Regions from separate parts of the Homo sapiens genome. Here region 2 is linked to region 1. A link is a loop called in an ENCODE intact Hi-C map of the cell type or tissue named here. Cell type or tissue: K562. All regions are shown on one strand. Each heading gives the region's core, and the rest is flanking DNA. Links, peaks and the distances in the headings are about the cores only. Region 1 overlaps ADGRL1 (adhesion G protein-coupled receptor L1). Region 2 overlaps GIPC1 (GIPC PDZ domain containing family member 1).

Region 1 (16,239 bases), core at 3,654-11,653:
TCTCTCTCTCTCTCTCTCTCTCTCACTCTCTCTGTCTTTCTCTATCTCTCTCTGTCTTTCTCTCTTCCCCTCTCTGCTTGCCCGGCTCCCTTATCCTGGTAGGGAGTCACTGCTTAGAGGAGGTCGGATCCAGTGGGGCACACCTGAGGGTGAATGTCTATTCCGGGCCGTTGACCTCCATGCTGTTTGGGGACAGACCATTGGTTTCTGCTTCTCTCTCCAACACCCCAAGGGCTGGCATGAGTCTAACCTGACCCCAGACCCCACTCCTTCACCCTGGCTCACAGCCTGAAAGCTCCGTGCCCTCCACCTGCTCTCCAGGGCCTGGCCCCCTGAATTGATCAACCCCACGGAGGGTCCACACCCCTCATTCTCTTCTCCTGTCTGCCCCCGGCAGGGGACTCTGCGTGGGTCCCTGTCAGGCCCCAGCTTTGGGGGGCAGGTGACTTCTCCTTCCTCCCTGCTCCCCTCCCACTAATGCCAAATTTATTACTTAAAAGTAGGATGAAAACAGGGAGAATAAGAGAAGGATTACAACCTTCATTATCATATCGAGAAAATTATCCGTGATTTTCCTAACTAGCAATTTGTCTGCCATGCCGTTCAGAACTGACTTGCCCATTAATTACAGAGATGAAAAATCATCTGGAATTCGGAAAAGGGAACTAATTCCATGGCTGGCAGCGATCGCACCCGTGCACGGAGCCACATACGTGTGCGACATACGTGTGCGCTCACATGTGGGTCCCGGCCCTCCTGCTGGTCTTGCCACCATCTTCCTACCCAGCTTGGTGACCTCCCTCATGGCCCCGCTCGGTCCACCCCATGTGTGTGTGGCATCTGCTCTGGGACACCCCTGCAGGCCCTCTTTCTCTCCAAGGGGCGCCCATCTCAATCCCCACTTCTGGGCGCTTGCGTACCCCGTGATCACCCACGCTGATTCCTGCTCTTGGGGGTGTAGCTGGCGCCCAGGCTTGGGGAGGATGGGGAGCTGGGGACCAGCACACCTGGGCTGTGGAGCCTGCAGGGAGGGGGTGGAAGGGGGGGACTCGAAGCCCAGCTTCTATTCCCAGCCTGCCCAGGGGAGCCCTTTCTCCTGGGGGGCCTTGGAGGACCCTGTGGGCACGTTGGGGAGGAGCCTACAGGCGCCTCAGCTGCACGGGAGTGTGTTTGCATCCAGCAGTTTGGGCTCCTGGCGGGTGGCCTCTCCACCTGCATGTGAGGCTGTGTGACGCTTGCATCTCGGGGCGTCTGCGTCCTCCCTACCCTGCCAGGCTGGTGGCAGAGCATGTGTTGCTTCAGCCCCAGCGCAGGCATCTCGGTGGGGAGGGTGGCAGTGGGTGCCCCTCAAGAGGAACGGGAGGAGTGGGAGCACTGCCATCCCCGCCAGAGCATCGTCTTTGCCCTCCACCCCCTCCTTTCTCCCTGGCGAGACATGTGGCCAAGGACACACAAGGCTCTCGTTTCTGTGTGGGTTCCTCTCACGGATCTGATTTCCAGATGCCAGACACTTCCCCTCCTCCAGCCCCTCTGTGGGGAGGCAGGGGGAGGGGCTCCTGAGGCGGGGGTTCCCTGGGTCTGAAACCCTGACCCCAGTGACCCTGAAGGTGCCGTGGCAAGACAGACAGCTCCTCCCAGGCTGGGTTTGGGGCAAAGTGGTTGCTATTGGGCACCCTGATGGAAGGGGAGAGACGGGTCCTGGAGTGAGGTGGGAGGCCAAGTAGAAACATGGAGGGGGTCCCGGTGTCCCCAGAATCCAGATGTCTGTCTGTCTGTCTGCACCTGTGCATAGGTGTCCTCTGCCTGTGTGGCCTGGATGGTGATCTAGCCAAGGGTGCATGTGGCCACGTGACCATCAGACTCATCCGGTGTTCATAAAGGTCCCTCCTGTGCTGGTGTTTGTGTTTTGCAGAGGGGGTGGTCATGCTGGGGGAGGCAGGGCTGCAAGAAGGAGTAGCTGTCTGTGTGCACACATGGGGCTGTCTGCATCTTTTGTGCACCTGCAGTTGTGTGCTCAGGACTTCTTGGAGCAAGGCTGGGTGCACCTTGTCATGCAATCTGCACACACTTGCCTCCCCACCCAGCACCATGCAGGGGGCGCCATGGGGGGTGGTGGCCATGTCCTGTCCTCATGGAGCTCACACTCTAGCAACACATATGGGGTTTCCATCAAAGCTCTCCTATCAGCTGGGCGTGGTGGCTCATACCTGTAATCCCAGCACTTTGGGAGGCTGAGGCGGGTGGATCACCTGAGGTCAGGGGCTCGAGACCAGCCTGGCCAACATGGTGAAACCCCATCTCTACTACAAGTACAGAAATTAGCCAGGCGTGGTGGTGTGCACCTGTAGTCCCAGCTACCAGGGAGGCTGAGGCGGGAGGATTGCTTGAATCCAGGAGGCGGAGGTTGCAGCGAGCCGAGATTGTGCCACTGCACTCCAGCGTGGGCGACAGAGCGAGACTCATTCTCAATAAAAAAAAAAAACCCAAAACAAAAAAGCAAAACTCTCCTGTCATGTGAGTTGGGGAGAAGGCATGTGTGTCTTCTTTTCGAGGGTAGCCCCAAACTCTGACTGCAGTAGCCCACAGGCTTGGACTGTCCTGGGGTCTGGCCCTTCATGGTCTTTCTGGGCCATCTCCTCCCTCCTCGTTGCTCGTCCAGTGTGCTAAGTGTGATCCTACCCCGGGGCGTTTGCACTGGCTGTTCTGCCACGGAGGACCCTTCCCCAGATATTTTCGAGGCTTTTTCTCCCCCACCCTCTTGAAATATCACCTCCCCAGTAACGTTTACTCCCAGGCACCTTCTGCAAAGTCTCAGCTTCCCACACCCCTCCTGATGTTCAGTACAGCGGACGGCTTTTCACATAGTCTGTAATTTCCTGATGTTCTGCGCTTGTTTGTTTACTGTCTGTGTCTGTGAGGAGGATCCAAGCGCGCGAGGATGTTGTGATTTGCTTTGCTTTGGGAATCCCAGGTGTCAACAGTCATCACTGGCCCACAGTGTGCGTTCAAGAAGTCTTACCTGACCCAGGTGTGGTGACTCACACCTGTAAACCCAGAATGTTGGGAAGCCGAGGTGGGAGGATTGCTTGAGGACAAGAATTTGAGATCAGCCTGGGCAACATAGCAAGACTCGTTTCTAAAATTTTTTTTTTAATAGTTGGGCATCGTGAATATGTACCTGTAGTCTCAGCTGCTCAGGAGGCTGAGGTGGGAGGATGGCTTGAGCCCAGAGGTTTGAGGCTGCAGTGAGCTATGATTGCACAAGTGCACTCCAGCCTGGGCGACGAAGCAGGATCCTGACTCTTAAAAAAAAAAAAAAATGCCCCTGCCTTCACTGTCTCCTGTTCCAAAATTTGGGGGGAGATAAAAATTCAATAAATAGATGCCCAGGCCAAAAATAACCTTGCCCCCCCCCACCCCGCCAAAAAAAAAAAACAAAAAAACTCAGAATAGCCAGTGCCCCTCCCTCAGAGGCTAAAAATACCCTGCAGGTCACAAATGATCAGGTCAGGAAGCCAGATGGATTCTCCTTCTTATCCCTTGAGGAGGTGAGGGGTCCGGGGCTGGCTTTCCCAGACAGGATTTCCTAGACGATTTCCATTACTCCTGACTTCGGCACTGCATCATTCTCTGTGGGAGGCTGTCCTCTGTACTATAGGATGCTCAGAGGCCACCCTAGCCTCTTCCCGATGGATGTCAGTGACACCTCCAGCCCCACAGTCGTAACACCTCAGAAAGTCTCCAGACATTGCTAAACATACTGGGATCAGGGGCAGAATTGTCCTGGGTTGGCAGTGATGGCTGTAGAGTAGAGGTTGCCAGTGGGAAAAAGTGGCCCACGCCTGTAATCCCAGCACTTTGGGAGGCTGAGGCAGGAGGATCACTTGAGTCCAGGAGTTCAAGACCAGCCTGGGCGACAAAGCGAGACCCCCTTCTTTACAGAATACAAAATTTAAAAATTAGTTGGGCATGGTGCCGCACGCCTGTCGTCCCAGCTACCCGGGAGGCTGAGGCAGGAGGATCACTTGAGCTGGGAGGTCAAGGCTGCAGTGAGCTGTGATCGCGCCACTGCATTCCAGCCTGGGCAACAGAGCAAGACCCTGTCTCAAAAAAATATATACGTAAATAAAATAGAGTAGAGGTTGGCTGACTTTTCTGTAGAAAGCCCGATGGTAAATCCTGCAAGCTTTGCGGGCCGCAGACGGGTTCTGTGGCCTGTTCTCTTTTCTCTTCTTCTCTTCAGTCCTTTAAAAATGTAAACACCATTCTTAGCTCACCAGCTGTACAAAGGCAGGCGGGGGCCTGACCATGGTTGGCCGACCCTGCCCCAGAACGCCCCCTAGTGGCTTCTGGGAGTGAAGGCTGGGCAGAGGGGCGGCCCCATTTGGGGAGCAGTTGTGTGTTTAAAGTACAAGGCGAGTCCTGCACAGTCTGTTCCCGGCACCTCCCTGCTCTCACCTCCTCCCACTCTCCTCACCAGCTCACAACCCGCTTCCTCGATGCAGCTGCCACCGTTATTCAAACATATAGGCACGGTCCAGCCCCAGGGCCTTTGCACGGGCTGTGACCCTGCCCAGGATGCTCTTCTAACTCTCCTGAACTGAACACCTGCGTGCTCCTCTCTCAAATTCACAGGGGTTTGCTGAAATGTCATCTTCTCCAGGGGAGATGGCCTTTCCTGATCATCCTGTTGAAAATTGCAACAGCCGGGCACAGTGGCTCATGCCTGTAATCCCAGCACTTTGGAAGGCCGAGGTGGGTGGATCACCTGAGATCAGGAGATCGAGACCAGCCTGACCAACATGGTGAAACCCTGTCTCTACTAAAAATACAAAAATTAGCTGGGTGTGGTGGTGAGTGCCTGTAGTCCCAGCTAATCAGGAGTCTGAGTCAGGAGAATCGCTTGAACCTGGGAGGCAGAGGTTGCAGTGAGCCAAGATCACGCCATTGCACTCCAGCCTGGATGACAGAGCAAGACTCTGTCTCAAATAAATAAATAAAATAAAATAAAATTGCAACAGCCGGGCACAGTAGCTCGTGCCTGTAATCCCAGCACTTTGGGAGGATGAGGCGGGAGGATCGCTTGAGTTTGAGACCAGCCTGGGAAACATAACGAGGCCCCCATTTCTACAAAAAAATTAAAAATTAGCTGGGCACGGTGGCACACGCCCTGTGGTCCCAGCTACTTGGGAGGCTGAGGCAGGAGGATCCCTTGAGCTCAGAGGCTGTGGTGAGCTATGATCCCACCACTGCACTCCAACCTGGGCAACAGAGTAAGACCCTGTCTCTAAAAATACGATTAAAAAAAAAAACACACACACTCCCAAACCCACACACACTCATAGCCACTTTTCCTGGCTTTATCTTCTTTCACAACACTGGTACGCTATAGAATCGACTTTTTTGTACCCAGCCCCTCAGTGTCTGGCACATAGAAGATGCTCCAAAAAAGATGTGTGGAATTGCCGAAAATTATTTCTAACCCCCACAGCCACCCTGGGAGGCTCTCGTTCCCCAGCTCCCCCGTGGAGAGACAGAATTGAGAGGAGTGACGTGGGTGTCCTGTCGTGCTGACATGACGGCGCACAGCCTGGATTTGAACCTGCAACTTAAGGGCGCTATGCCGGAGGCCTCTTCTCTCCTGCCCTGCTAGGCACCATGCCCCTGTCTCCTGGTCTTACCCTGCCCCTTACCTGCCAGCATCTGATGAGGCAGGGGGATCCCGCCTCTGTGCCCTCTGCTCGGGCCCTAGCTTCTAGAACTCTTTTCAGCTCTGCTCTGCTGAGCTCAGAGTGCAAAGGTTGGGGCTGGACAGTGAACACTTTGGAGTGGAAACAGACCACAGGCCACTGTGGTGTGGACGTGCCATGATGGTGAGCGCAACAGAGTTGCAAGTCAGGGAAGGCTTCCCGGAGGAGGGGGCTTCCCAGCTGCAACCTGGAGGGGGAGGAGGGGTATGGTGGAGGGGAAGGAGCATCTGTGAGAGAGAGGGGCTGCCCTGAGGTCAGACAGAAGATGGTGGCTCAAAGGGGAGGAAGGAGAAATGTTTCACAACTGCATGTGGAGAGAAGCTGGAGGCTGCTGGCTGGACTTGTGACTGTGGGGCTGCCAGGGCCTGTGGCAGGGGTGGGGGTAGAGGTAGGGGGTTTGCGTCAGGATCCAGATGGCAGGGTGAGAATGTTTAGCATGAGCTCCCTCTAGCTGCTACGTGGGAGAGAGCCATAGTTGGCAGGAAGGGAGGCCAGGAGGCCAGAAGGGAGGCCAGGAGGCAACCAGCAAGGTGGGGGCCAGAAGCAGCCAGTGCTTGGTGGAAGCTTCAGGTTTCTGGCTTTGACAGCCCTGTGGACAAAAGGCAAGGGACAGGTGGGGTAGAGAGTACCCTCCACTCCCAGCAACCCTCCCCACACACAGTCTGATCTCCACCTCTGCGGCCAGAGGACACCTGTGAACACCCGAGCCAGATCCCATCCCTCTGTTCAGGATTCCCGATGGCTCCCACCTCTCTAGAAAGCCAAAGTCCTCCCTGAGGTCCACAAGGCCCTGTATGGCCTCTGTGACCCCCCTCCCCAGCCGCCCTCACCTCCTTCCACTCTTCCCCTTGCTTGCAGGGCCCCAGCCACATCTCAGCACATTCCTACCCCAGGACCTTTGCACGTGCTGTTTCCTCTGCCCAGAATGCTCTTTGCACAGGTACCTAGATGGCTCACCTCCTCAAGACCTCTGCCGAAATGTCACTTTTTAGGGGAGGCATTTCCTGGCCACCCTGTCTACAGTTGCACCTACATGTATACCCCCTGTCAAGCACACCTTCCTCCATTGCACTTGTGACCAGTTGGGAACTCGGTAAACATCCACTGAATAGATGATCTGCTTTTTGGGTCTATTTCATCTTCATTCATTAAACAAATGAATAAGCATCCACTCCTTGCCCAGGGTTGGGTATGCAACAAGAGCCAGCCCAACCCACAATGGTACTTTCCCGTCAGAGTCCCTCGATGGTGGGGAAGACAGACATTTAACAGCTGAGCCCAAGTCCAGTTAGGGGAGCAAAACACAGAGACCCTGTGTGCTGTGAGAGTGGATATGAGAGATACGAATGCTGTCCTCTGGGCAGAGCCCTTTGGAGGGAGAGCAGAATAAGGAACTGTGTGTGAGAGAGAGACAGACGCTGAGTAGAAGTGATGGGAAGGTGGCAGGACAGCAGGGCCTGAGATGCCATGTTAGAGCATCACAGGCAATAGGGAGCCATGGAGGGTTGTAGGCAGGGAGGGGTGTAATTGGATTTCCATTTTGCAAAGATCGTTCTGACCTCAGGGTAGAGACTGGATGGGACGGGGTGGCAGATAGATGGGGAGATGAGGGAGAAGGTGTTGGGGGCGGGGGCAGGGAATTTTTTGAACGACCCCTACCCCTCTGCAGTCCAGTGCTGCTTGGTGGCCGGGGTGACCTTTATTTTATTTTATTTAGAGACGGAGTCTTGTTTTGTCACCCAGGCTGGAGTGCAGTGGCATGATCATAGCTCACTGCAGCCTTGACTTTTTGGGCTTGAATGACCCTGCTGCCTCAGCCTCCCGAGTAGCCAGGACCACAGGTGTGTGCCACCATGCCTGGCTAATTTTTAAATTTTTGTAGAGACAGGATCTCACTGTGTTGCCCAGGCTGGTCTCAAACTCCTGGACACAAGCAATTCTGCATTGGTCTCCCAAAGTGCTAGGATTACAGGCATGAGCCACTGTGCCCAGCTCCAGGGTGACCTTTAAAAGGTTCTTCGTTGAACAATTATATTTCAGCTTCCTGCTTGTGCCAGGCGCTGTGCTGAGTGTAGTATGCAAACCCCACCCTGCAGAGCCAGCATCTAGTAGCAGAGAGTTCATAAGCAAATAAAATGCATGGCGTGCTGGTGATAGGTATGGAGAAATCAAGTCAGGACATGGTGTAGGAGTGTGGGGGCCAGCAGGACCTTGCTGAACTAGTGATGTTTGAGGAAAGACCAAAAGGAAGATGCAGGAGGAGCTGTGAGGGGATCTGGGGAAGAGAGAAACAGCCCGTGAAGAGGCCCTAAGGCAGAACAGTGCCTGGTGTTTCACATTGTACAGGGCTTGTTTGTTTTTTGTTTTTGAGATGGGGTCTTGCTCTGTTGCCCAAGCTAGAGTGCAGTGGCATAATCTCAGCTCACTGCAACCTCCACCACCCGGGCTCAAGAGATCCTCCCACCTAAGCCTCCCGAGGAGCTGGGATCACAGGCGTGTGCCACTATGCCTGGCTAACTTTTTGTATTTTTGGCAGAGACAAGGTTTCACTATGTTCCCCAGGCTGGTCTGGAACTTCTGAGCCCAAGCAATCAGCCCTCTTCAGCCTCCTGAAGTGCTGGGATTACAGGTGTGCGCCGCCACATCCGGCCCAGTGCAGAGCCTTTGTATGATACAGACTTTGGCTTTTGGTCGAGTGAGGTGGGAGCCACGGAGGGTTCTGAGCAGAGGAGGGAAGCGGCTGACTTAGATGCTCACACGCGCCCTCTGGTGGCCCTGGGGGAAACATACTGTAGACAGTTTCATTTTGCAAAGATTGTTCTCGCCTCGAGGTAGAGATTGGATGGGACAGGGGTGGCAGATAGATAGGGAGACGAGGTGTAGACAGTGAGGTGGGGAAGTGGGGTCCAGCCAGGAGATGATGGGGCTGGACCAGAGAAGCTGAGGAGTGGCGAGAGGTGAGTGGACTCTGAAGGAGTAGCCACAGGACCTGACGGGGCTGGATGTGATGTGAGGGGAGAGGGATCCAGGATGACTGTCCGGTTCCTGAGCCCCTGGAGGGACTGGGCTGCCATCCACTGAGCTGGAGGATGGGGCAGGGACTGGAGATGCTGTGAGAACCCTGCCCTGCCCGAGGATCATGTACCTGGGCCCTCTCTGGGCACGTGCTCTGTCTCTGCGAGGTAGGTCTGTTAGTCCCTGAGCAGCAATGGGGAAATAGGTTCAGAGAGGCCAAGTGCTTGCTCTGAAGCTACACAGCAGATTGAAATTCAGGGGCTTCAACTCTCAGCTGATCCTTCATAGTCACCCCAGGGCCTGCGGCTTCCTTATGGACCTGCCGGATGCCTGAGGGCTTCCTGAAGGAGGCGGGCTCATGGGCGGCTGGGTTTGGGGAGTGGGCAGGAGGCAGGAGATGCAGCCAGAGGGCTGTGTGTGGAGGGGCCGGCTGCTGCCAGGAAGGGAGGAGACCATGAAGGGGGCCCAGATCCCAGATCCCCACCTTGGTTCCCCCACCCCCCACCCAAGGCACTCAGACTCCCACCCACTCGAGCACGCAGAGGGTTGCCATGGCAACTGCAGGCTAGGGCAGGCTAGAGGCGCCCCCTCTCCCCCAGCAGCCGCTTCTCCTCCTGTTGCTCTCCCCATCCCCATCACAGGGCACCCGAGGACAGAGTCTGGGCCTCAGTGGCCCACCCTGCCGCACCGACCCTTGACTTGAGACAGACGCAGGGCTTAGATGCGAACATACAGGCAGGTGTGCAGCCCCGTTTCCCATGGGTGAGATAGGGTCGCCTATGGCTGGGTGCAATGGATTCCTGGGTACACCTGTAATCCCAGCACTTTGGGAGGCTGAGGCGGGAGGATCGCTTGAGCCCAGGAATTCAAGACCAGCCTGGGCAACATGGTGAAACCTCATCTCTACAAAAAACACAAAAATTAGCCGGGCATGGTTTTGTGTGCCTGTAGTCCCAGCTACTCGGGAGGCTGAGCTGGGAGGATCACTTGAGCCTGGGAGGATGAGGCTGCAGTGAGCTGAGAGTGCACCATTGCACTCCAGCCTGGGCGACACAGCAAGATCCTGCTGTCTCAAAGGAAAAAAAAAAAAAAGAGAAGAAAGAAGGAAAGAAAAAAGAAAGACAAATAAGGTGACCAGAGACTACTGAGGTGCAAGGTGGGGACGGACACAGGTGTGGGCTCACCTGGCTTCCCAGGTGTAGAACGTCCAGGCGTGACCAGCTCTGAGGTTGCATAGACACTCAAATACAGTGTGGGCCCGGGGGTGGGGGCTCTTCTGGCCCCCCAGGATCCCCCCACAGCTCACCAAGCCCAACCTGGGGAGCCAGCCCTCCCTGGGTTCAAGCCCCCTTACCAGTTGAGTGTCCCTGGGTATATCTCTTCAATGACAGGACCTCACTTTCCTCCTCTGTAAACTGTGGGTACAAGCATCTCTCCTTCCTAAATGGTTATTAGGATTACATGAGTTACACGTGGAAGCTGCTCGGGCTGGCACTTGGAGCTGTCCGTCACTGTCCCAGGCATCTCAGGTGGTTCCTTGCTGGAGAGCCCAGCTAGATGCTCACCCTGTCGTTTGCTGTTTCCTGTAAATGGTTTCTTTAAAGTTCTGTGGCTCAGGCCCTTGCCCCCATCTCTGCCTCCCTCCTCACTCTCTTTGTGTCCTGACTCCCTATATGAATTTCCTAGGCTCCCACAACAAATTACCACAGACGGGACAGCTTTAGCAACAGAGACTTTATTGGTTTTTTTGTTTATGTTTCAGAGATGAGGTCTTGCTCTATTGCCCAGGCTGAAGTGTACTGGTGCGATCACAGGTCACTGCAGCCTCAGCCTCCCGAGCAGCTGGGACTACAGGTGCATCCCATCATGCCCAGCTACTTTTTTATATTTGTTTGTAGAGCTGGGGTCTCACTGTGTTGCCCAGGCTGGTCTCAAACTCCTGGGCTCAAGCAATTCTCCCGCCTTGGCCTCCCAAAGTGCTGGGATTACAGGCGTGAGCCACTGCAGCCAACAACAGAATTGTGTCGCCTCCCAGCTCTGGAGGTTGGAAGTCCAAGATCAAGGTGTTGTCAGGGTTGGTTCCTTCTGGGAGCCTTCAGGCAGAATCCGTTGCAGGCCTGTCTCCTGGCTTCTTTTGGTCATTAACTGGCAATCTTCCCTGGCTTCTAGAAGCATCACTCTGATCTCTGCCTTCATGGTCACATGGTCTTCTGTGCATGTCTGTGTCCAGGTTTCTCCTTTGTATAAGGGCGTCAGTTGTTGGATTAGGACCCACACTAATGACCTCATTTTAACTTGATTATCTCTGTAAGGACTCCAGATGTTCCCAACACAGTCACATTTGAGTTATCAGGAGTTGGGACTTCAACATATCTTTTGTATTTTTGACATGGGGTCCCACTCTCTTGCCCAGGCTAGAATGCAATGGTGCAATCAGAGCTCACTGCAGCCTCAACCTCCTGGGCTCAAGCAACCCTCCCCCTTCAGCCTTCCCAGTAGCTGGGACTATAGGCACGTGCCACCGTGCTCGGCTAATTTTTGTGTTTTTTGTGGAGATGGGGTCTCACTATGTTGCTCAGGCTGGTCTCAAACTCCAGGGCTCAAGTGATCCTCCCACCTTGGCCTCCCAAAGTACTGGGGTTGTAGGTGTGAGCCACTGTGCACTGTGCCCAGCCTGAGTTTTTTTTTTTTTTTTTTTTTTGGCGGTGGGGGCGGGGGGCCATATTTCAATCCTCCCCCTCCAGAGGCCTCAGGGATGGTCAGGCCTGGGTCTCCCGGGGGACACCCACCACCTGCCAAGCTGAGGCTGGTTCCTGGGGGTGTCTGGAGCTTCCTAGGGGAGCCACTCTGGGGAGAGGGCGTCGTGCTCCTGGGGAACTCTGTCTGTACCCCTAAGGCAATGGCACCCTGCCTGTGGGGGTCAGGCGTGGTCCCCCAGGTCACAGGGCAGACGCCCCATCTCCAGCTATCCTCACTGCCGTCCTTAGTCACTCCCCTGTCTTCAGTAAGTTTTTGCTTGGGGACCCACTGTGTGTTCAGGGAACCAGGAGACAGGAGTCGGGGAAACCAAGTTCCAGCCTCAGGAGTTTCCATTCTTCTGGGAGTAGAAAGAAAATCTAGAAGGCTGGGCACGGTGGCTCACGCCTGTAATCTCAGCACTTTGGGAGGCCGAGGCGCGTGGATCATCTGAGGTTGGGAGTTCGAGAGCAGCCTGACCAATATGGCGAAACCCCGTCTCTACTAAAAATACGAAAATTAGCCAGGTGTGGTGGCCTGTGACTGTAATCTCAGCTACTCAGGAGGCTGAGGCAGGAGAATCACTCGAGGTTCTTGAATCACTTGAGGCGGAGGTTGCAGTGAGCCAAGATCACGCCAATGCATTCCAGCCTGGGCGACAGAGCAAGACTCCGTCTCAAAACAAAACAAAGAAAAGGCCGGGAGCAGTGGCTCACGCCTGTAATCCCAACACTTTGGGAGACCAAGGCAGGTGGATCACCTGAGGTTGGGAGTTCAAGACCAGCCTGACCAACATGGCAAAACGTCATCTCTACTAAAAATACAAAAATTAGGCAGGCGTGGTGGCGTGTGACTGTAATCCTAGCTACTCAGGAGGCTGAGGCAGGAGAATTGCTTGAACCTGGGAGGTGGAGGTTGCAGTGAGCCGAGATCGCGCCACTGCACTCCAGCCTGAGCGACAGAGTGAAACTCCGTCTCAAAAAATAAATAAATAAATAAAATAAAATAAAGGAACTCTAGGAGTGGTCAAGTAAAAGTATGGAGCAGGGATGGGATGGATGAGGTTATGGACTAAATTGTATCTTCCCACCTCCCTCCCAAATGCAGAGGTTGAAGCCCTGACTCCCAGCGTGAGTGTATTTGGAGGTAGGCCCTTGAGGGAGGTAGTTAAGGTTAAATGAGATCTTAAGGGTGGGGCCCCCTACTCTCAGAGGACTGGTATCCCAATAAGAAGAGAGAGGCCGGCGCTTGTGGCTCATGCCTGTAATCCCAGCACTTTGGGAGGCCAAGGCAGGAAGATCGCTTGAGGCCAGGAGCTCAAGACCAGCCTGGGCGACATAGCGAGACCCCATCTCTACAAAAAAAATCGAAAAAGTAGCTGGGCACAGGAGCACGCACCTGTAGCCCCAGCTACTCAGGAGGCTGAGGCGGGAGGATCCCATGAGCCTGGGAGGTTGAGACTGCAATGAGCCGGGATTGTGCCACTGCACTCCAGCCTGAGCAAGAGAGCCAGACCTTGTCTCAGAAAAAAAAAAAAAAAGAGAGAGACAGCAGGGATCTGTCTCCCTTTATGCATGTCTAGAGAAGAGGCCCTGTGAGGATATAGTGAGAAGGCGGAAGAGAATTTCCACAGAAACTGAATTCGCTGGCACCTTGATCTTGGCCTTCTGGCCTCCAGAACTAGGAGGAAGTAAATTTCTGCTGTGTAAGCCGCGCAGTCTATGGCACTTTGTTATGGCAGCCCGAGCTAATAGAGAAGGTGACAATGGGGACAAGGGATGCTTCACCCTGTCTGTGTGCCAGGAGCATCCCGAGTGTCTCGTGTGTGAATTTGTCCTGTTGCACAGCTGCCCTCTGAGGTATCCCCGTTTTACCAAGAAGAAAACAGAGACACAAGAGGTCACAGCATGGCAAGGGATGCACAGGCAGGCGGTGACTGCAGGGCACTGTAATACAGGGTGGCAGAGGCCCATGTCTGCGTCTCTGGGGAGGACACCTCTGAGTCTGAGGGACACAGATGGGGACAGGCTGAGGCTGGAGGGTGGGAACCCGCATGGCTGGAGGGAGACAAGGCGGGAGTCAGAGGTGTTGGAGGGGTTAAAGCAGAAGACCCACCACTCAACATTGTCTTTTGTTTTTGTTTTTGTTTTGAGACGGAGTCTTGCTCTGTCGGCCAGGCTAGAGTCGGTGGCGTGATCTTGGCTCACCGCAACCTCTGCCTCCCAGGTTCAAGCAATTCTCCTACCTCAGCCTCCCGAGTAGCTGAGATTACAGGTCCCCGCCATCACACCTGGCTAATTTTTGTATTTTTAATAGAGATGGGGTTTCACCATGTTGGCCAGGCTGGTCTTGAACTCCTGACCTCAGGTGATCTGCCCTCCTCGGCCTCCCAAAGTGCTGGGATTACAGGCGTGAGCCACTGCGCCCGGCCAAGATTGTCTTTTAAAACACCCCTCTGGAATGGATGAACCTGGAGGACATTATGCTAAGTGAAATAAGCCAGACACAGAAAGACAAATAGTGCATGACCTCACTTATCTGTGGAATCTAAAAAAGAATTGAACTCGTAGAAGCAGAGTAGAGCAGTGGTTATGGTGGTGAGGGCACAGGGGAAGGCGGGGGATGTAGGTCAAAGGGTACAAGCTTTCAGCTTTCAGATAAACACGTTTTAACCAGGCAGAATGGCTTGTGCCTGTAATCCCAGCACTTTGGGAGGCCAAGGCGGGAGCATCGCTTGACGCCAGGAGTGCAAGGCCAGCCTGAACAACATAGCAAGACCCTGTCTCCACAAAAAAATTTAAAATCAGCCAAGCATGGTGGCACACACCTGTAATTCCAGCTACACGGAAGGCTGAGGTGGGAGGATCTCTTGAGCCCAGGAGTTCGAGGCTACAGTGAGCTTTGATGGTGCCACTGCACTCCAGCCTGGGCAACAGAGCAAGACCTCATCTCTAAAAGAAAAAAGTTCCAGAGACCTAAGGTACAGCATGGTGACTATAATTAATAATAGCAGGCCAGGTGTGGCGGCTCATACCTATAATCGCAGCACTTTGGGAGGCCGAGGCAGGCAGATTGCTTGAGCTCAAGAGTTTGAGACCAGCCTGGGCAACATGAGACTCCATCTCTACTAAAAATACAAAAATTAACCAGGCACGGTGGTGCCCACCCGTAGCCCCGGCCACTTAGGAGGCTGAGGCACGAGAATTGCTTGAACTGGGAGGGAGAAGTTGCAGTGAGCCAAGATTGCGCCACTGCACTCCAGCATGGGTGACAGAGCGAGACTCCGTCTCAAAATAATAATAATTATTATAGCATACTGTTTTCTTGAAACTTGCTGAGGAATTAGACTCAAGTGTTCTCACCACACACACCAGAAAGGTGTCTAGGTGAGGTGTTGGATGTGTTGTTAGCTTGGTTGTGGTAATCACTTCACAACACATAATGGATATCAAAATATCATGTAACCTTAAATAGATGTAATTTCTATTTGTCAATGATGCCTCAGCAAAGCTAGGGAGAAAATAAAAAGGATCCTTCTGTGCAACAGCCCGCATGTCCATTACCGATGACTGGATAAAGAAAACGTGCTCCACCCATGCAGTGGAATACTACGCAGCCATAAAACGGAATGAAGCTCGGATCCAGGCTAGAACGTAGGTGAGCCTTGGAAACGTGGCGCTGAGTGAGAGAAGCTGGACACAAAATAAGGCCAGGAATGGTGGCTCACAGCCGTAATCCCAGCACTTTACGAGGCCAAGATGGGCAGATCACTTGAGTCCAGGAGTTTGAGGCCAGCCTAGGCAACATGACGAAATCCTGCCTCTACAAAAAATACAAAAGTTAGCCAGGAGTTCATTTAGAGGAGTCATGTGACTATAGTCCCAGCTACTCAGGAGGCTGAGATGGGAGAATCACTTGAGCCTGGGAGGTGGAGGTTACAGTGAGCCGAGATTGGGCCACGGCACTCCAGCCTGGGCAACAGAGTGAGACCCCCATCTAACTGGGAAAAAAAAAAAAAAAAAGGCCACATAGCCTGTGACTCCATTTGTATGAAATGTCTAGAATAGGTAAATCCATGGAGACAGAAAGTAGATTATAAGTTACCAGGGCTGGGCGACAAGGGGAGTGGGCATTATTGTTTAGTGGGTACGGAGTTTCTATGTGGGGTGATAAAAAAGTTTTGGAGGCTGGGCACGATGGCTCATGCCTGTAATCCCAACACGTTGGGAGGCCGAGGCGGGTGGATCACTTGAGGTCAGGAGTTCCAGACTAGCCTGGCCAACATGGTGAAACCCCGTGTCTGCTCGTGGTGGTGGGCGCCTATAATCCCAGCTACTCAGGAGGCTGAGGCAGGAGAATCACTTGAACCCGGGAGGTGGAAGTTGCAGTGAGCCAAGATTGTGCCACTGCACTCCAGCCCCGGTGACAAAGTGAGACTCCGTCTCAAAAAAAGAAAAAAAAGGAGGTGGTGCCTCTGGCTGCCAGGAGAGCCTGGACGTCGGAGGCAAAGGAGCCAGAGGGCACTTGGGGAGTGGCCAGGGCCCAGGACTAGAGGGGCAGATGCTGAAGACAGATGTGTGGACCAACACTGGGGTGTTCTGGAAGTATACACAGCCCAAAGACTTACTCTTGAACTGGATTTAGGGGTGAGAGAGGAGTCAAGGGTTTCAGCTCCTGGGGTTCTGGCTGGAGGGCCTGGGAGGATGGTGGCACCGTGCACTGATGTAGGGGCTTATTT
Region 2 (11,375 bases), core at 3,376-11,375, 290 kb before region 1:
CAATCAGAACGAGGACCTGAGACACATTCATTCACTCAGTCTACAAATATTTAGTGAGCACCTGCTACGTGCATGTGCTAGGCACTGTTCTTGGCACAGAAAATGCAACAGTGAACAAAACAAAATCCCTACTTTTGAGGAGTTGGCACTCTGAAAGGAAGGAAGCAGCCAACAAACAAGTTAGCAAGTAAATAAAGAAGATAATTTCAGATGGCACTAACTGCTATGAATAAAATATGAGCGGGTGGTACTGTAGAGAGTAGTTGTGGGCAAGGGGTGCCAGCCCAGCAAAGATCAGGCAAGGGGGCCCGGGCGCGGTGGCTCACGCCTGTAATCCCAGCACTTTGGGAGGCCGAGGCGGGTGGGTTGCTTGAGGTCAGGAGTTTGAGACCAGCCTGGCCAACATGGGGAAACCCTGTCTCTACTAAAAATACAAAAATTGGCTAGGGGCATGGCTCACCCCTGTAATCCCAGCACTTTGGGAGGCTGAGACAGGTGGGTCAAGAGGTCAGGAGTTTGAGACCAGCCTGATCAACATGGTGAAACCCCCTCTCTCCTAAAAATATGAAAATTAGCTGGGTGTGGTGGCGCACGCCTGTAAGCCCAGCTACTCAGGAGGCTGAGGCAGGAGAATCGCTTGAACCCGGGAGGCGGAGGTTGCAGTGAGCTGAGATCGTGCCACTGCACTCCAGCCTGGGCTACAGAGCGAGACTCCATCTCAAAAAAAAATAAAAATAGGCCAGGCGTGGTGGCTTATGCCTGTAATCCCAGCACTTTGGGAGGCCGAGGCAGGCAGATCACCTGAGGTCAGGAGTTCAAGACCAGCCTGACCAACATGGAGAAACCCTGTCTCTACTAAAAATATAAAATAAGCTGGGCGTGGTGGCACATGCCTGTAATCACAGCTACATGGGAGGCTGAGGCAGGAGAGAATCGCTTGAACCCGGTAGGCAGAGGTTGCGGTGAGCCAAGATCGCGCCATTGCACTCCAACCTGGGCAACAAGAATGAAACTCCGTCTCAAAAATAAATAAATAAATAAAAATAAACAAATACAAAATAAAAATACAAAAATTAGCCGGATGTGGTGGTGCGTGCCTGTAATCCCAGCTACTCAGGAGGCTAGGGCAGAAGAATCGTTTGAACCCAGGAGGTGGAGGTTGCAGTGAGCTGAGATGGCGCCACTGCACTCCAACCTGGGTGACAGAGCAAGACTCCATCTCGAAAAAAAAAAAAGAGAGAGAGATGGGCAAGGCCAAGGTCTTTAGGCTGGACCAAGTTTGGAATCACATGGTTGGAGCAGAAGATGAACCCAGAGCAGCGATTCTGCAGGGGTTTGTGGGTCACAGTAAGGAGATTGCAGTTTTTCTTCCAGAAGGTGGGAAACTGTTGTAAAGTTTCAGGCAGGGCAGTGATGCCATCTGGTTTACGTTTTAAAATAGAGACATGAAGTTAAATGACAGCCTGAAGCTGGAAGACAAGAGTTCTGCCAGGGCAGCATGCAATTAAGTTCATGGGCCTGAGCCATCTGTACCACAGGGGCAGTTCCAGCATGCTGGGGCAAGCCTGGGAGGCTTCATGGAGGAGTGGGCCTGGAGTAGGTATTGGCAGGCAGAGAGGGTTGGGATATTCCTGGGCAGGGCAGGGCAGAGGAGGAGACACCCATAGTAATGACAACAGCGTCCTTAAATGGAGTCTGAGGCAGAGTGTAGATGGGATACGTGGGTAATCTCTTTGGATTTCCACAACCACCTTGAGAGTGACAGGAATTCCACCCATTTTTCAGATGAAGAAACTGAGGCCCTGTGATGTGAAGTGACTTGCCCCCCAGCCACACAGCTGGTAAGTGGCAGGGGTGGGATTTGAACCCAGGCCACGAAGCCTCTTATGGCCGTGGCAGGCAGATTCATTACTCACTCACTTTCCTCACTGCTGTTAATGCCTCCTCACGGGTGGGGACACGGAAGCTGGCATGAACCAGGGCAGTGGGGTGGGCAGAGAGAGAGAGTAAGGAGGCTGGGAATTGGTGGTCAGGATGTAGGGATCTTGGGAAAAGGAGGAAGCTTGAATCTTGGTACAGATGGCAGTAGCAAGGCCGGGTGCAGTGGCTCACGCCTATAATCCCAGCACTTTGGGAGGCCGAGGCAGGTGGATCACGAGGTCAGGGGATCGAGACCATCCTGGCTAACATGATGAAACAGCGTCTCTACTAAAAATACAAACAATTAGCTGGGCATGGTGGCGGGCACCTGTAGTCCCAGCTACTCGGGAGGCTGAGGCAGGAGAATGGCGTGAACCCGGGAAGCAGAGCTTGCAGTGAGCTGAGATCGTGCCACTGCACTCCAGCCTGGGCAACAGAGCGAGACTCCGTCTCAAAAAAAAAAACAAAAGATGGCAGTAGCAGTAATTGTCACCAATATTTATGCAACCCTTATTGTGTGCCAGGACTGTTCCAAGCACATGCATGATTTCCTTGGAGCTCAGAGAGGTTAAGACCCTTGCCCAAAGTCACACAGCTATTAAGAGATGAAGCCAGGTTCCAGATTCATGTTTTTAGTTTCCTGCCTCCCAGTGCGTAGAGCTGGCGGAATTGGAGGGATGATGAGGGGTCTTTTCTTTTTTCTTTTTTTTGAGATGGAGCCTCACTCTGTCACCCAGGCTGGAGTGCAGTGGCACGATCTTGGCTCACTGCAAACTCCACCTCCCGGGTTCATGCCATTCTCCTGCCTCAGCCTTCCGAGTAGCTGGGACTGCAGGCGCCCGCCACCACGCCTGGCTAATTTTGAAAATATATGGCTGGGCGTGGTGGCTCATGCCCACCTCGGCCTCCCGGAGTGTTAGGATTACAGGCGAGAGCCACCACACCCGGCCGACACTGATTTTTCTTTCCAGCGAGGTCAGAGCCCGGGGAGGGGTCAGAGCAGAGACAAATGCGACATGACTTATGTTTTACAGGACCATTCTGGCTGCTGTCTGGACAAGAAGTCGTAGGGGGTGAGGGTGGAAGCTGGGAAACCCACAGGAGGCAACCACACTAGTTTAGGTAAGTGATCATGGAGATGGACCAGGTGAGATGAGAGGGTGTGTTAGGGGACAGACGAATGGATGCATGAACAAATGGATACATGAGACTAGGTGCAGGCTGGGTGCAGTGGCTCACACCTCTAATCCCAGCACTCTGGGAGGCCAAGGTGGGCGAATCACCTGAGGTCAGGAGTTCCAGACCAGCCTGGTCAACATGGAGAAACCCCATCTCTACTAAAAATACAAAAATTAGCCAGGTGTGGTGGCACGCACCTGTAATCCCAGCTACTCAGGAGGCTGAGGCAGGAGAATCGCTTGAACCTGGGAGGTGGAGGTTGCAGTGAGCCGAGATCGCGCCATTGCACTCCAGCCTGGGTGACAGAGTGAGAGTTCATCTCAAAAAAAAAAAAGATTGGATGCGGCCAAGCTGAATCCAGCATGGCCCCCTGGAAGAGACCATTGGATAGGAGGCACCAGGAAGTCCCTTTTACATAAGAAAATATAGGCTGAGCGCAGTGGCTCACACCAGCCTTCTTTGGCTCACACCATGTTGGCCAGGCTGGTCTCAAACTCCTGACCTCAGGTGATCCACCCGCCTCGGCCTCCCAAAGTGTTGGGATTACAGGCGGGAGCCACCGTCCCTGCACCCGGCCTAACTAATGTATTTTCTTTCTTTCTTTCTTTCTTTTTTTTTTTTTTTGAGATGGAGTCTCGCTCTGTCACCCAGGCTAGAGTGCAGTGGCATGATCTCGGCTCACTGCAAGCTCCGCCTCCCGAGTTCACGCCATTCTCCTGCCTCAGCCTCCCGAGTAGCTGGGACTACAGGTGTGTGCCACCACGCCCAGCTAATTTTTTTTGTATTTTTAGTAGAGACGGGGTTTCACTGTGTTAGCCAGGATGGTCTCGATCTCCTGACCTCGTGATCCACCCGCCTTGGACTCCCAAAGTGCTGGGATTACAGGCGTGAGCCACCACACCTGGCCTTTTTTTTCTTTTTGAGACAGAATTTCGCTCTTATTGCCCAGGCTGGAGTGCAATGGCACTGTCTCAGCTCACCTCAACCTCTGCCTCCCAGGTTCAAGCGATTCTCCTGCCTCAGCCTCCCTAGTAGCTGGGATTACAGGCATGTGCCACTACACCCAGCTAATTTTGTATTTTTAGTAGAGATGGGGTTTCTCCATGTTGGTCAGGCCAGTCTCGAACTCTCGACCTCAGGTGATCCGCCTGCCTCTGCCTCCCAAAGTGCTGGGATTACAGGCGTGAACCACCGTTCCTGGCCTAACTAATGTATTTTCTTTTTTTTCTTTTTGAGACTGAGTCTCTCTCTGTTGCCCAGGCTGGAGTGCAATGGCACGGTCTTGATTCACCGCAACCTCCACCTCCCAGGTTCAAGCAATTCTCCTGCCTCAGCCTCCCCAGTAGCTGGGATTACAGGTGCCCACCACCGTGCCTGGCCTAATTTTTTGTAATTTTAGTAGAGACGGGGTTTCACCATGTTGGCCAGGCTGGTCTTGAACTGCTGACCTCGTGATCCGCCCGCCTCGGCCTCCCAAAGTGCAGGGATTACAGGTGTGAGCCACTGCACCTGGCCAACTACTGTAAGTTCTGGAGAACTAATCCGGGCTCTTGAGAGCAAGCACTCATTGCTTCCAGAGCTACTTCAAGCCATTCAGGAGAGATCTGGCCCCATAACACAGACACCTCCCACTAGGCCCCACCTCCCAACACCGCACCACCACTTTGGGGATCAAATTTTAGCATGAGTTTCTTTTTTTTTTTTTTTCTCCTTGCCATGTTTCACATTTAATAAGATTCTGTCACTTTAATACATAAAACCCTTTGAAATCAATGTCAACCAGGAAAATTCATGTTAGAAAAAATTGGAATGAGAGCTAATATTGTATATTCAGAACATCTGAAAAAACATTTTTGACTATTACAAAAGTTTATTTAACAAAAAGTCTAATATGAAAATGTACATGACCTAATTTTTACATCATAGTAAAACAGGCCCTATGGAGAGAGGACATGGGTTTCTCTGCTGAACAGCCATTATTTATACTCATTCCAAGGCTTCTAACATGATGATACTATTTCCTCGTATTTCCACCATTCCAATATTTTTCTGTTGTCCACTAGTCGCCATCTCCACACATTCATCTATCACAAGGTTCATAAAGGGATCAAATCCCCGCAATATTCCTTGGACATGTCTGCCACCATTTAATTTCAATGAAAACTTCTTGTCCGTAAATTTTTTCAACTCAGGAGGGTGAGCTTTGCTCATGGTGTATACTCCATGGGCTCACAGATGCCTTGGAACAGAACGCACGGCTTCCCTCACGCTACCGCGGTAGGCCCAGCATCTTGTGCCTGGCGTCATCGACCTCGTTAGCCAATCGATTGTTCGAGCATGAGTTTCAATGGGGCAAACCTTATCCAAACCATAGCAGGCTGGGTGTGGTAGCTCATGCCTATAATCCCAGCACTTTGGAAGGCCAAGGCGGGAGGATTGCTTGAGCCCAGGAGTTCAGGACCAATCTGGGCAACGTAGTGAGACCCGTCTCTACAAAAAATAAAAATTAGCTGGGCATGGCTGTGAACACCTGTAGTCTCAGCTATTCAGGAGGTTGAGACAGGAGGATTGCTTGAGCCCAGGAATTTGAGGCTGTAGTGAGCTGTGATCACATCACTCCACTGCAGCCTGGACGACAGAGTGAGACCCCATTAAAAAAAAAAAATCAGGAAAACATAGCAACCTGTTACCTCCCTGCCCTCATGTTCTCACTATCCCCCCTTCACTCACTGTTCCAACCCCCCAGGCCTCCTCACTGTTCCTCAAACATGCCAATTGCATGCCCAGTTCAGGGCTTGGCTTTTCTTTCTTTTTTTTTTTTTTGTTTAGACCGAGTCTCGCTCTGTCGCCCAGGCTGGAGTGCAATGGCGTGATCTCAGCTCACTGCAACCTCAGCCTCAGGAGTAGCTGGGATTACAAGCATGCACCACTACGCCCAGCTAATTTTTGTGTTTTTAGTAGAGATGAGGTTTGCATGCACCACCATACCTGGCTAATTTTTGTATTTTTAGTAGAGACGGGGTTTCACCATGTTGGTCAGGCTGGCCTCAAACTCCTGACCTCATGATCCGCCTGCCTTGGCCTTCCAAAGTGCTGGGATTACAGGCATGAGCCACCGCGCCTGGCTAGGGCTTTTCTTTGTTTTTTTGAGATGGAGTCTCGGTTTGTCACCCAGGCTGGAGTGCAGTGGTGTGATCTCGGCTCACTGCAACCTCCGCCTCCTGCATTCAAGTGATTCTCCCACCTCAGCTTCCCGAGTAGCTGGGATCACAGGTGTGCACCACCACGCCCACCTGTGTATTGTATTTTTAGTAGAGATGGGGTTTTGCCATGTAGGCCAGGCTGGTCTCAAACTGCTGACCTCATGTGATCCGTCAACCTCAACCTCCCAAAGTGCTGGGATTACAGGCTTGAGCCACCATGCCCAGCCCCAGCTCAGGGCCTTTCTACTGGCTGTTCTCTCTACTTGGGACGTTCTTGCCCCAAATCATTGCATGAATGCTTCCTCCTGTGGTTCAGGTCTCAAGTTCAGCTTCACGTGCTCAGAGACGCCCTCACTGATCTTGTCTATAGAACTTGTCTTGCTTTGTCTCCATATCACTATTAAAAATTATATGAGGCTGGGCACAGTGGCTCATGCCTATAATCCCAGCTCGTTAGGAGTCCATGGCAGGAGGATTACTTGAGCCCAGGAGTTTGAGACCAGCCGGGACAACATAGCAAGACCCTGTCTCTAAAAAATAAAAATAAAAAAATTAGCAGGGCATGGTGGCAAGCACCTGTGGTCCCAGCTACTCAAGAGGCTGGGGCGGGAGGATCACTTGAGCCCAGGAGGGCAAGGGTGCAGTGAGCTCTGATTGCACCACTGCACCTCAGCCTTGGCAACACAGCAAGACTCTGTCAAAAAAAAAAAGGAAAATAAAGGAAAAAATTTATATTAGACATTTACACATTTCCCTGCTCCCTGTGCATTTCCTCTTCCGGACTGTCCACTTCTGGAGGTCATGTGCAGAGCCCCAGCTAGCCTATATAGCATCTGTGAGTGAATTAGAAAGACATCTCTTCGGCCGGGTGCAGTGACTCATGCCTGTAATCCCAGCACTTTGGGAGGCTGAGGCGAGCGAATCACGAGGTCAGGAGTTCGAGACCAGCCTGGCCAACGTAGTGAAACTCCGTCTCTACTAAAAACACAAAAAAAATTAGCCGGGCATGGTGGCGTGCACCTGTAGTCCCAGCTACCTGGGAGGCTGAGGCAGGAGAATTGCTGGAACCTGGGAGGCGGAGCTTGCAGTGAGCCAAGATTGCACCACTGCACTCCAGCCTGGGCAACACAGAACAGACTCTGTCTCAAAAAAAAAAAAAGAAAGAAAGAAAAAAAAGAAAAAAAGAAAGGCATCTCTTCCTCCTGGCAGACACCACACCAAGAAATATAGCTTGGCAGGCAGTGCACAGACCGAATTTCAGTCCTACTTGCCACCTTGGTCTAGTAATTTTGCACAGTACACAACTTGTGTAACTGAACATGGTGGCCCTAGTCAGGGATCTTGCTTTTTTTATTGAAGACAGTATCTAAAATGGTGCACAGAATACAGTAAGTACTAAAAAGAAAAAAAAAATTGTTTGAAGGGAGGGGAGAATGGAGAAAGAGAGAAATAAAGAAGCGGGCCGGGCGCGGTGGCTCATGCCTGTAATCCCAGCACTTCAAGAGGCTGAGGCGGGTGGATCACTTGAGGTCAGGAGTCTTCTGTAGTCACAGCTACTTGGGAGGTTGAGGCAGGTGAATCGCTTGAACCCAGGAGGCGGAGGTTGCAGTGAGCTGAGATCGCACCACTGCACTGCTGCTTGGGTGACAGAGCAAGACTCTGTCTCAAAAAAAAAAAAAAAAAGAAAGAAAGAAAGCAAGAAAGAAACAGAAAAAAAATGTATGTGGTGTAGAAAACAACCCCAAAAGTCTTAGTGGCTGAATTCAGCAAAGATTTGCTTTTTCTTCCTGCTACACTTCCATTGCGGCTCAGCAGGGGGCACCATTCACCGTAGTCATTCAGGGCCCGGCCTCATAGAGTCGCCACCATATCAAATGTGGCTCATCACCCTGCCTGGGAAAGATAGATCTCTGGAGGCTCCAGCACTTAAATGCCTCAGCCCAGAAATGTCATGTGCCACTTCCTCTCACAACCTATTTGCCAGAAATAATCATTTATCTGCCCAGTCACAAGGAGGCCAGGAAGTGCCATCCACCTGTTTGGTCCAAAGGGGGAGAGTCAGAAATTTTTTGCACACAGTGTTAGTGACTGTGGCTGAGAGGAAAATAGAAGCGTAGTCGCTTTCAGCCTCCATTTTCTCATCTGTTCAATGGGCATAATTGTAGCATAACGTGATCCCTGTGTTACAGTGTGGTGTGAGGGTTAAGGAAGGTCACAGGCCGGGCACGGTGGCCCATACCTGTCATGCCAGAGCTTTGGGAGGCCAAAAGCTCCTTGAAGCCAGGAGTTCCAGACCAGCCTGGGCAACAGAGAAAGATCACCTCCTTGCCAGGCGCAGTGGCTCACGCCTGTAATCCCAGCACTTTGGGAGGCCGAGGCAGGCGGATCATGAAGTCAGGAGATCGAGACCATCCTTGCTAACGTGGTGAAACCTCGTCTCTACTAAAAATACAAAAAATTAGCTGGGCATGGTGGCGGGCACTTGTAGTCCCAGCTACTCCGGAGCCTGAGACAGGAGAATGGCGTGAACCCTGGAGGTGGAGCTTGCAGTGAGCCGAGATCGCGCCACTGTACTCCAGCCTGGGTGACATAGTGAGACTCTGTCTCAAAAAAAGAAAAAAAAGAACTCCTTTCTCTCTCTCTCCCTCTCTCTGTCTCTCTCTCTCTCTCTCTCTCTCTCTCTCTCTCTCTCTATATATATATATATATATTTGTTTATTTATTTATTTATTTATTTTTTGAGACGGAGTCTATCTCTGTCACCCAGGCTGGAGTGAGTGCATTGGCACGATCTCTGCTCACTGCCAACCTTCGTCTCCTGGGTTCAAGCAATTCTCCTGCCTCAGCCTACCCAGTAGCTGGTACTACAGGCGTCTGCCACCATGCCCAGCTAAGTTTTGTACTTTTAGTAGAGATGTGGTTTCACCATGTTGGCCAGGCTGGTCTCGAACTCCTGACCTCAAGTGTTCTGCTCACAGCCTCCCAAAGTGCTGGGATTACAGATGTGAGCCATCGCACCAGGCCTACAATAAAATTTAAAAAAAAAATAGTCGGGTGTGATGGTACATGCCTGTAGTTCTAGCCACTTGGGAGGCTGAGAATGGAGGATGGCTTGAGCCCAGGAGGTTAAAGCTGCAGTGAGCCATTATCGTGATCACCCCACTGCACTCCAGCCTGGGGACAGAGCAATAAGAGACCCTGACTCTTTTATTTATTTATTTTTATTATTTTTTTTTGAGACTGAGTCTTGCTCTGTTGCCCAGGCTGGAGTGCAGTGGTGCAATCTCAGCTCACTGCAATCTCTGCCTCCCAGGTTCAAGCGATTCTCTCGTCTCAACCTCTCGAGTAGCTGGGATTACAGACGCCCGCCACCACGGCCAGCTAATTTTTGTATTTTTAGTAGAGACGGGGTCTCACCATGTTGGCCAGGCTGATCTCCAACTCGTGACCTCAGGTGATCTGCCCACCTCAGCCTCCCAAAGTGCTGGGATTACAGGCGGGCACTATGGCTCATTCCTGTACTCCCAGCACTTTTGAGAGGCCGAGGCAGGAGGATTGCTTGAGTCTAGGAGTTTGAGATCACTCTGGGCAACATATTGAGACCCCTCATCTCTGCAAAAAGTGTTTTTTGTTTTTTGTTTTTTGTTTTCTGTTTTTGAGATGGAGTGTCATTCTGTCACCCAGGCAATGGCACGGTCTCAGCTCACTGCAACCTCCGCCTCCCAGGTTTCAGGCAATTCTCCTGCCTCAGCCTCCTGAGTAGCTAAGACTACAGGCACATGCCACCACACCCGGCTAATTTTTGTGTTTTTTTGGTAGAGACAGGGTTTCACTATGTTGGCCAGGCTGGTCTTGAATTCCTGACCTCGTGATCCACCCGCCTCAGCCTCCCAAAGTGCTGGGATTACAGGCATGAGCCACCGCACCCGGCCTGCAAAAAGTTTTAAAACGTCAGCTGAGCATTAGGCACAGTGGTTCACGCTTTTAATCCCAGCGCTTTGGGAGGCTGAGGTGGGCGGATCACTTGAGGTCAGGAGTTCAAGACCAGCCTGGCCAACTTGGTGAAACCCCATCTCTACCAAAAATGTAGAAATTACCCCGGTGTGGTGGCACAGACATGTAATCCCAGCTTCTTGGGAGGCTGAGACAAGAGAATCGCTTGTACCCGGGAGGCAAGAGATTGCAGTGAGTGAGCTGAGATTGCACCACTGCACTCCAGCCTGGGCAACGGAGTGAGACTCAGTCTCAAAAAAAAAAAAAAAAAAAGAGTCAGGGTCTCTTCTTCAAGAATCACTTGAACCTGAGAGGCAGAGGTTGCAGTGAGTCAAGATCACACCGTTGCAATCCAGCCTAGGGGACAGAGTGAGACTCCATCTCAAAAAAATAAAATAAAGGTTAGCTGAGCTTCATGGCATGTGCCTATGGGCCCAGCTATTTGAGAGACTGAGGTGTGAGGATCCCTTGAGCCTGGGAGATCAAGGCTGCAGTGAGCTTTAATTATACCACTGCACTCCAGTCTAAGTGACAGAGCAAGACCCTGTCACAACAACAAATGAAACACACAAGGAAGGTCACAAAGCAATAATCCTAGCTGGTATTATTATTATTATTATTATTATTATTATTATTATTATTATTATTATTATTGAGACAGAGTCTTGCTCTTTTGCCCAGGGTGGAGTGCAGTGGTGTGATCTTGGCTCACTGCAACCTCTGCCTCCTGGGTTCAAGCAATTCTTATGCCTCACCCTCTTGAATCACTGAGATTACAGACATGCGCCACCATGCCTGGCTAATTTTTTTGTGTTTTTGGTAGGGATGGGATTTCGACATGTTGGTCAGGCATCTCGAACTCCTGACCTCAAGTGATCCTCCCGTCTCAGCCTCCCACAGTGCTGGGATTACAGGTGTGAGCTTTTTATTTTATTTTATTTTATTTATAGACGGAGCCTTAGTCTGTCACCCAGGCTAGAGTGCAGTGGTGCGATCTTGGGTCACCGCAACCTCCACCTCTCCAGTTCAAGCTATTCTTGTGCCTCAGCCTCCCAAGTAGCTGGGATTACAGGTGCACAC

The links. Hi-C counts contacts between places; a loop is a spot of excess contacts. Peaks named below come from ENCODE experiments on the same cell type or tissue, not always from the same donor. Only the 100,000 strongest peaks of a DNase experiment are listed, where the experiment ranks them.
Region 2: it touches region 1 in a loop (5-fold over the local background); 16 of 110 quality-filtered maps call a loop at or near these places.

What each region holds. Positions count from the first base shown.
Region 1 is chr19:14,188,499-14,204,737 of GRCh38, reverse strand. The region is part of intron 1 of ADGRL1 (adhesion G protein-coupled receptor L1); the gene reads left to right. Among named protein-coding and RNA genes, the nearest start is that of ADGRL1, 9.6 kb to the left of the region's middle. In K562, for the core only: CTCF peaks have their summits at 4,333 (motif pointing left), 6,198 and 8,517 (motif pointing left); DNase peaks (open chromatin) are centred at 4,343 and 8,527.
Region 2 is chr19:14,483,323-14,494,697 of GRCh38, reverse strand. GIPC1 (GIPC PDZ domain containing family member 1) reads left to right here. Exons shown (of 9, transcript NM_005716.4): 2 at 1,786-1,841; 3 at 2,955-3,042. It also overlaps the pseudogene SNRPGP15. Among named protein-coding and RNA genes, the nearest start is that of GIPC1, 7.1 kb to the left of the region's middle. In K562, for the core only: a CTCF peak has its summit at 8,119 (motif pointing right); a DNase peak (open chromatin) is centred at 8,167.